3 separate regions of the Homo sapiens genome follow, and all the other regions are linked to region 3. A link is a contact called in ENCODE Hi-C data. All regions are on one chromosome and are shown on one strand. The core of a region is the stretch at or near the end of the contact, and the rest is flanking DNA. Distances in the headings are between cores, read along the strand shown. Region 1 has its middle 23 kb from the start of ZNF12. Region 2 overlaps CYTH3 (cytohesin 3). Region 3 overlaps WIPI2 (WD repeat domain, phosphoinositide interacting 2).

Region 1 (2,700 bases), core at 19-2,518, 1.5 Mb after region 3:
TTTGTAGAGATGGGGGTCTTGCTGTGTTGCCCAGGCTGTCCTTGAACTCCTGGCCTCAAGGGATCCTCCCAGGTCACCCTCCCAAAATGCTGGGATTACAGGCAAGAGCCACCGCAATGGCCCATTTCTTTACGTCATCTTCCAACTGTTCAGCCAACACTTAACTCTGAATCAACTGCCAATCTTTGAATCTGCTAGTGACCTGAAAGCCTTTCCAGGCTGACCCAATGTGTACATCCCATGTATTGATTTATGTCTTTGCCTGTAACTGCTGTCTCCCTAAGATGTATAAAACCAAGCTGTAACCCAACCACTTTGGGCTCACGTTCTCAGGACCCCCTGAGGCTGTGTCACCAGCCATGGTCACTCAAATAGGAGGCCCAGAATAAAACTCTTTACAAACTTTGAGTCTTTTTGGTCAACATAACCTAACCCTAAACATAATCCTCCTGGGGAAGGTGAAATCACAGGTATCTTTTCTTTGTTCGATTTGTGTATTTCCTGATTTCTCTACAGTTTTTAGGCATTTGCTGTGTGATCTAGAAAAGCTACAGAGTCTCGCTCCGTCGCCAGGCTGGAGTGCAGGGGCGCGAGCTCGGCTCACTGGAACCTCCGCCTCCCGGGTTCAAGCGATTCTCTTGCCTCAGCCTCCGGAGTAGCTGGGATTACAGGCACGCGCCACCACGCCCAGCTAATTTTCGTATTTTTAGTAGAGACGGGGTTTCACCATGTTGGCGAGGATGGTCTCTATCTCTTGACCTCGCGAGCTGCCCTCCTCGGCCTCCCAAAGTCCTGGGATTACAGGCGTGAGCCACCGCGCCCGGCCACAAATTCTATTTTCTTTCTCTTCCTTGGAAAGCATCGCTGGGCATTTATCCTGTCCTAGTATTTGAGTGAAACTTCTCTTAGCATTTCAGCGCAGTGACCACGATACACCCTTTCCTTTCCTTCTCGTTATGGGAAACTCGGTTCTAACCTGGAGGCCTTGGGCTCCAGGACCCAGTCACTGCAGCCCTGGACTTGACCCTAAAAGGGAATAAAGACAAATGCGAAGTTCAGTCCGGGGATCAGGGCTGCCGAAGCTCATATAGCCTGGGGCTTCTTAACCTTTAGACGGGGTAGAGACATTTGAAATGGCCCCTAAAGTTGGGGGGCGCTGGTAGGCTCATGGGAAATAGAGTCCGGCCCTTGTCCTGGGACCAACGGTGGGCCCTGGGAGGCGGACTTCCGGTGAACTCCTGCGCGTGTGCGCCTCTCCCTGGGTGCGTGTTCGCACATGCGCGCTGCCGCCGCACTGCCATCGCTTCCTGTGTGTCCTCAGGTCACCGCTTGCTCTAGTTCCCAGGCTTTGGCCCCCAGTGGACGAGAATCGCTGAGCCTGCGGGGCTGGACGCTGAGCGCCTAGGCCAGCACCTAGGCGGGCGCGGAGCTATGTGGGCCAGGGTTCGCACGGGCCGGGTGGAGGCTTGAGCGGGGACCCCCGAGCGTGAGCCCCTGAGCCGGCGGCCCTGCGGCCAGGGGAACCGGGCGGGAGGTGGCGAAGGTGGCAGCGGAGGCGGAGGCGAAGGGGCGGCGGGAACCGGGCCTGGCCCGTGTGTGTCCTGGGGGCCTGGCCCAGGCCGCCGCTGTACGGTGAGTCCCAGGGAGGCGGATCTGGGCCCCGGGAAGGACACCCTCCTGGATTTGCCCCGTAGGCCCGGCCCGGGCCCCTCAGGAGCAGAACAGCCTTGGTGAGGTGGACAAGAGGGGACCTCGCGAGCAGACGCGCGCCAGCGACAGCAGCCCCGCCCCGGCCTCTGGGGAGCCCCAGGAGGGTAAGTCTTTGGGTTTTCGGGCCCGGAGCGAGAAAGGCCTGGGTGAAGTCACCGTATGTTCGGGACCTTAGAGTATGAGGCGGGGGAGGGTCCGATCGCTTGCAGGAGAGGCGTGTGTTTGGCCTTGAGGCGCTGCACGGGAATATCTGGGAGGACGAGGCTTACGGGGGCGTGGAGGGTATCACCAGCCTCAGCTGCAGACGTCGTCTCCACTCCCCACTAACCCCTAACAGCCCTTCCTCCTCCTTTCCGTGCTCCAGATTTCGACCGCCTCTAAACGTCCGTCAGCATCTCTGTTCTCTCATTTAAGTGTCTGCTGATTCCCCCCTTAGATCTGCCCTGGAGACTGGTAGTAATGCAGGAACAGTCTGCAGGGATTCTCTCTTGCTGCCTCAGTTGCTAGGGGAAGAGACTGGGCCTTAGCAGGTGGGTGACTTGACCGGGTCACTGGCTTTGTGGGTAGAGTTGCTCATAGTAGAACTCAGGAGTCTTATCTCCCAGGCCAGTGTTCTTTCTCCCGTATCCTAGTTTTCTTAGTAGAAGGTTATTAGGTGCAGCAATAACCAAGTTCAGTTAGATAATTTAGAAACAAAACCATATTTTATACACATTCATTTCATTTCTGAGAGCTCACATACTCAATTCCTATGGTTTCTTTGATTTTAAGCAGTTTAAAGAGACAATAAGAAAATGCGGGCCGGATGCAGTGGCTCACACCTGTAATCCCAGCACTTTGCCGGGCTACAGCAAGAGTATCCCTTGAGACCAGGAGTTAAAGAACAGCCTAGGCAACATAGGGAGACCCTGACTCTACAAAAAATACAAAAGTAGCCAGGCATGCTGGGATGCACCTGTGGTCCCAACTACTCAGGAGGCTGAGGTGGGA
Region 2 (2,700 bases), core at 201-2,700, 1.0 Mb after region 3:
GGATTCATCGTACCATTCCTTCAACTTTTCTGTAGATTTGAACATTTTCAAAATACAAAGTTGGGAAGAAAAGATATAATAATCATATTGCCAATCATCAGTTATTCCTCAGCCCAAATAAAACAATTCTTCCAACTCACTCTACTCAGTATGTAAAGACAGGCAGGCCAGAGGCTTAACACACTGATGACTAACAGTTTTGAATGCCTACTATTACAATCGTCGAGATTTTTGATAAATTCTTCATATAAATAATTTCACTTCGGTTTTTTAACAGCTTAGGGAGATTAAGTAACTTACACAAAATCACAAGGCTAGAAATGACAGAGCTGCAGATATTTACTTAAAAATATGTCAATACCAAATATTTGTCAACACCAATCAGGCTCAAATGTTTAAACAAACTTATGTAAGCATACAGAAAGTATGAATACAAATTCTCAGAACCATTAACATTATAGATGACAATATTCTGCCTTGAACAAGGGGAATTACCCGAAATATCCTCAATGGCTGACCTGATATAGCAAACAGGGAAAAGTTCTGAAATCCTAATTCCTAGAGACCCCAAGGGAAAAGAGGGCCTCTCCAATCCCACAGGACTAAGACTATTTAGGAAGGAATGGCTACATAGTTATCTCCAGCATGATGCATCCCAACAGAGTCGGCCGTGAAGAAGCTGGGCTGAGGACCAGAAAGGCCCCCACCACAGCACTGCAGTAGTCCTGGGGGTCCAGCACCTCATCAAGATAGGGAGGGAGGGATATGTTGGGGACATCAGGAGAAAACAGCTTCTACTTCAAGTCTCTTATGAAATTAAGGACTTACAGACTCCCTATGTGGGGGAGACGCTCAGGTTAGTGTGACTACCCAAGTTTGACCTTTAATCTGTTTTTTTTTTTTTTTTTTTTTTTGAGATGGAATCTCCCTCTGTCACCCAGGCTGAAGTGCAGTGGCGCGATCTCTGCTCACTACAAGCTCCGCCTTCCAGGTTAACGCGATTCTCCTGCCTCAGCCTCCTGAGTAGCTGGGACTACAGGTGCCCGCCACTACGCCCAGCTAATTTTTTGTATTTTTAGTAGAGACAGGGTTTCACTGTGTTAGCCAGGATGGTCTCGATCTCCTGACCTCGTGATCCACCCACCTCGGCCTCCCAAAGTGCTGGGATTACAGGCATGAGCCATTGCGCCCGGCCAACCTTTAATCTGTTTAACCAAAGTTGAAATGGCCCTGTCAATAACTTTACAACTCTAAGGAAACAGCACTCCTGTAAAATCTGTTCTTGAAATTCCCAGTCACTGATCCAATCAACTACATTTCGTGATGGCTGAAACCAAGATAAAACCGCCTACAGCAAGTCCTGAGACTCGAGAACTTCTGCCGGGATATTCTCTCCAAAGGGAGTCACTGGCCACTGGTTCAGGCAGGGGGCCCTAGAGCACACTCCCATTTGTGGAACTCCCAGGCAGGCCTGCACCAAACCTCAAGGGGGCTGAAAGGACTAGGATAGTGGACTTCTCTCTGAAGACACAAATTCTTTGCTCCCCTTTACAGGTATAACAGAAATGGGAGATAAATGTTTTAGCGCAGAACTTAACAAGACTTCTGAAGTAGATGGTCTTCATTACCTTTAGATGCAAGACAGTCCGCTCTTCACCAGAATCATAATAGGTAATACTTGACAGGAAGACATGCAAAGAGAGAAGCCCCCAGACTCCTCTCCTGAGAAGGAAAAAGTGGGGAGCGGTGGAAGCAGTGGGAAGGTAATAGAGACTTAAATCCTAAAACAAATGTCCAAGTACTAACAGCAGCAGAACCCAGGGGAAATAGCTTATGTTCTTTCCAGATGAAAAAAATTAAAAAGTCATGTTCTGCATGTCCAGCCAAATTACTGGGCACTTGTCAGGCAGAGCAACTACTGGGGGAGCCAAGGGAGGGCAGGACACACCACATCCATGTGGACTCTGCTCCCTCTGAGAGCTGTCATCAAGAGTGAAGCTGGCGGGACAACGTGTGGCGAGCAAGAGCTAGCAGACTTCAAGACCAGTCTGACCACAAAAAGGAAGGAAAGAAGGCATTTGACTTTCTTTTGTGAAAACTGAAACATCCTAGTAACCATCTGACTAGTATACAGTTTAACCACTACTTTGAACTAAATTTCAGGAACATAGTCCATAACAGACACCCTGTGATTCCCGAGAAAACGCAACATTTTAGAAGAAGACTTATCCAACGTGAAGATTTTTTTTTACATAAGGCAATGAAAGGCATCATTTATTCTCGAAATGTGTCATGCTCTCAGAAGTGTGGTCATATACTGAATCAAAGTCTACAATCACTCATCTTCCCACGCCTGGGAAATACAGCCTCATCATGTGAACAGGCCAAACATTCAAAAGACACTAAAATTCTTCAATTTTCCCATACTCTAACACAAACAAAACTGAATTCATTTGTCTGATCCTTTCTCAACTCAAAAAAATTTTAATCTAATTACTGAAACTTGGAAAAGGACATTCTTGATTATTTTATTTCCTCTCTGTAAAGAACTAAAAGGAAGTCCTGTCTTCTAACAGAATATTAAATTGCCAATGCCACCTTTGATTACTGCATACTTCTAAATGTACACGTTAAAATACACATAAAGATTTGCCAAATGAAACAATGTATTTCTAAGAATACGAAAACGTATTTTGTTTT
Region 3 (2,700 bases), core at 201-2,700:
GGCTCCGGAGCCACCCCACCAGCTCCTCACTGGGAAAGATGGGGACTGGTTCTGAGAACATAAGCGAGGTTGGTAAATGGGTGTTCCCAAGGCCTCTCTCAAGGCTGAATTCAGTTTCGTTTCCTTTTTTTTTTTTTTTTTTAAAGGAGAGATGGGGTTTCCCTATGTTGCCCAGGGTGGTCTCAAACTCCTCCTGGGCTCAAGTGATTCTCCCGCCTCAGCCTCCCACAGTGCTGGGATTATAGGCATGAGCCACCGTACCAGGCTCATTTTCTCCGTTTTTAAAGAAAATGTCATCCTGGCTCAGGTGACTCTGGGGTCACGTGACTTGGGCCCAGACTGGCCACCTCTCAGCCAAGATACCACCCTGAAAAGTACTGCCAAGGGTTTTGCCTCAGTCTTTTCCCTCCCACCTTTTTCGTCCTTCAGCAAATCTGCATCGAGTACTGCCTTCATGCTGGGCCTGTGAAGTGCAGAAGCTGTAGGGGAATGAGGCCAATGGGCTCCCCTCCGGCGGCAGCACTAAGACCCATGCATGAGATCCTCCAGCCACAGCCTTGGCTATGTGAGCCACCTTCTTAAAAAAGCCAACTCGCACTCCAGTGGGAGAGCCTGTGGTTTTGCACCCACGCAGGGCTGTGCCTGCTCGCTGCCACTCCCATCTGTGAACCGGCACTTCCAGTTCATGAGCCCACCCTGAGAGTCTCCTAGTGTCATTTTTTTTCCTGGTGTTATTTTTGAGCTCTTAACCAGCTTGAGAGAGTTTGTGGCCCGTCCATGAGGGAGCCTCTGTTTACTGTGCAGGCATCATTTTGACATTTATGAATGTCAGAGAACAAATGACTTCATCTCGAGCTGCCTAAGGCTGCAAAGAGTTCATTAGAAAGCAATCAGAATTCAGAACGTCTTAGTACAGGCTTCAGTTTATAAATATACACCAGTGTTTCCAAAACACAGTCCTCAGTGTGTGTCATGGGGTCTGTGGTGTGTCCCCAGCCTTTGAAGGGTGACTTCGTCGTCTCTTTGCAGCCTACACAGACGACCTGGGTGCTGTGGGTGGCGCCTGCCTGGAGGACGAGGCCAGCGCCCTGCGCCTGGATGAGGACAGCGAGCACCCGCCCATGATTCTTCGGACTGACTGAACTTGACCTGTGACCTCTGACCCGGGGAGCAGAGAACACTGGCTTCACAGAGGACTTTGTGCATTGCTGCTATGAACTTTGACCTGAGTCGGGGGAGAGGATGGCAGAGACTTTATTAAAAAAAAAAAAAGATTGTAGTGGTAGTCTAACTCCATAACGCTGAGGAAATACATCATTTTCACTTCAGTGGCTTTTAAATCCTGCTTATGAATTTTAGCTTTTTGTTTGTTTGTTTTCTCTTTTTGCCAAAATTAACTGTTTGGTGAAGCCCGCAAAACCTCCTCGCTTTGCATGCATGAACGTGCCAAGCCAGCATAGGGGAGCTAGAAGCCACTTTCCAGCCACCTGCCGTTGGGTTTTTTCATATCTGTACATAATGCCGAGTGCGTAAGGAAACCGTGGCGTCGCGCACAGTGGGTCTGCTTGTCAAGGCCAGTTCTGCAGTGACAGGCCCAGGGGCTGCCCACCAGGTGTGCTGGGCAGACTTCAGCTGGGACAGAAGTCCGATCTCCCTAGGGCCCCACCTGGACCATTTTCCCTCCGTTTTATTTTGTTAATTAAATTCTTTCCAAATTGGATCGCTCTGGGATTTCTTCCATGGTGGACTTTTGTTTCTGATCTTGTTTTCCCTGTGGATATTGGAGGACAGCGAGGTTCTTTCTGATACTAAAAACCTTTCTTTCAGGCAGCAAATGAACTTGAAAGGTTGCCTGGACTCGCTGGAGCAAAGGAAAGCGATTTTGTTTGTATAATTAAATGATCTGTTCTTCTACTTCACTCTTCCTGTTGAAAAACTGTGTGATTTTTTTTTTTTTTTAAGTAAAGTTTGTAGCTCCTCCCATGCCCAGGAAAGCACAGAACTCAAGTGTGGTGGCCGTCTGAGCTGTCCTTTCGCTGGCCCCGCTGTCCGCAGGGGCTTCCTACCTGTGTGAGAGGTCGTAGCGGGAGACAGCAACAGAGAGTAGGCGGCTGGGCCACGTCCTTCACAGGGCGTCATGTGCCTTTCTATTTTCATCTTAGAAAATTTCCTCAGCAAACCGATGAGAGATTGTGGTTGCAAGCTTCAGTATTTGCCTCGCTTCCCTTCCCTTTTCATATTTACAGAATTAAAACAACCTCAAGTACCTCAGACTCTGCATTCCAAACCAAGGCACCCAGCAGCCAAAGTGTCGAGGGCATTTAAGTGGCATTAATGGCAGGAGAGATGGTTTTAGAATCTATGGAGTGGTGGAAGTTACGGATAGAAGGGAAAAGGCAAAAACTATTTACCCTGCCTTTGCAGGCTGGGGTTTTTGAACCGAGGAAGGCTGGGACGCCTGTTTCCAGATGGTTGTCATGGTCACGCTGGGCGAAGAGCTGGAGGGGAGTTGTCCCCTCAGCTGAGCGGCTGCGGTGAAATGCCCCAGTGTTCCTGGGTTGGCTTTACGGCAAACTAAATGCAGGGGACGCTGGAGTCCGACTCACCTACACCGGCTTCCTCCCAGCCGCTGGTGTGCGGCACACACAACATCTGCATTAGGCAGAGGTGCAAGTGGGCTGATTGAACTTTTCCTTCAAA

What was found. A loop is a pair of places that touch in the nucleus more often than their neighbours do. Pooled maps may share reads with other maps.
Region 1: a loop to region 3 is called in a pooled map, with 9 times the contacts of the local background. The contact joins two enhancer-like sites. A Hi-C loop is called at or near these places in 2 of 37 single-sample maps with no recorded cell type and 3 of 50 pooled maps.
Region 2: a pooled map shows a loop between it and region 3 (4-fold over the local background). The contact joins two enhancer-like sites. A Hi-C loop is called at or near these places in 2 of 37 single-sample maps with no recorded cell type and 2 of 50 pooled maps.

The regions. Positions count from the first base shown.
Region 1 is chr7:6,728,488-6,731,187 of GRCh38, forward strand. No RefSeq gene overlaps it. Among named protein-coding and RNA genes, the nearest start is that of ZNF12, 23 kb to the left of the region's middle. RefSeq lists enhancers at 137-1,112, 1,164-1,373 and silencers at 1,524-1,633, 2,044-2,093. Within about 2 kb of position 1,269, at least 39 of the 41 ENCODE cell types and tissues checked have a DNase peak (open chromatin) inside an H3K27ac peak, as active enhancers do.
Region 2 is chr7:6,254,868-6,257,567 of GRCh38, forward strand. The region is part of intron 1 of CYTH3 (cytohesin 3); the gene reads right to left. Among named protein-coding and RNA genes, the nearest start is that of CYTH3, 16 kb to the right of the region's middle. RefSeq lists an enhancer at 1,769-1,818. Within about 2 kb of position 1,451, at least 15 of the 41 ENCODE cell types and tissues checked have a DNase peak (open chromatin) inside an H3K27ac peak, as active enhancers do.
Region 3 is chr7:5,229,806-5,232,505 of GRCh38, forward strand. It overlaps WIPI2 (WD repeat domain, phosphoinositide interacting 2), which reads left to right. Exons shown (of 13, transcript NM_015610.4): 13 at 1,030-2,700. The coding sequence ends at 1,142. Among named protein-coding and RNA genes, the nearest start is that of WIPI2, 41 kb to the left of the region's middle. RefSeq lists an enhancer at 2,152-2,301. Within about 2 kb of position 1,451, at least 10 of the 41 ENCODE cell types and tissues checked have a DNase peak (open chromatin) inside an H3K27ac peak, as active enhancers do.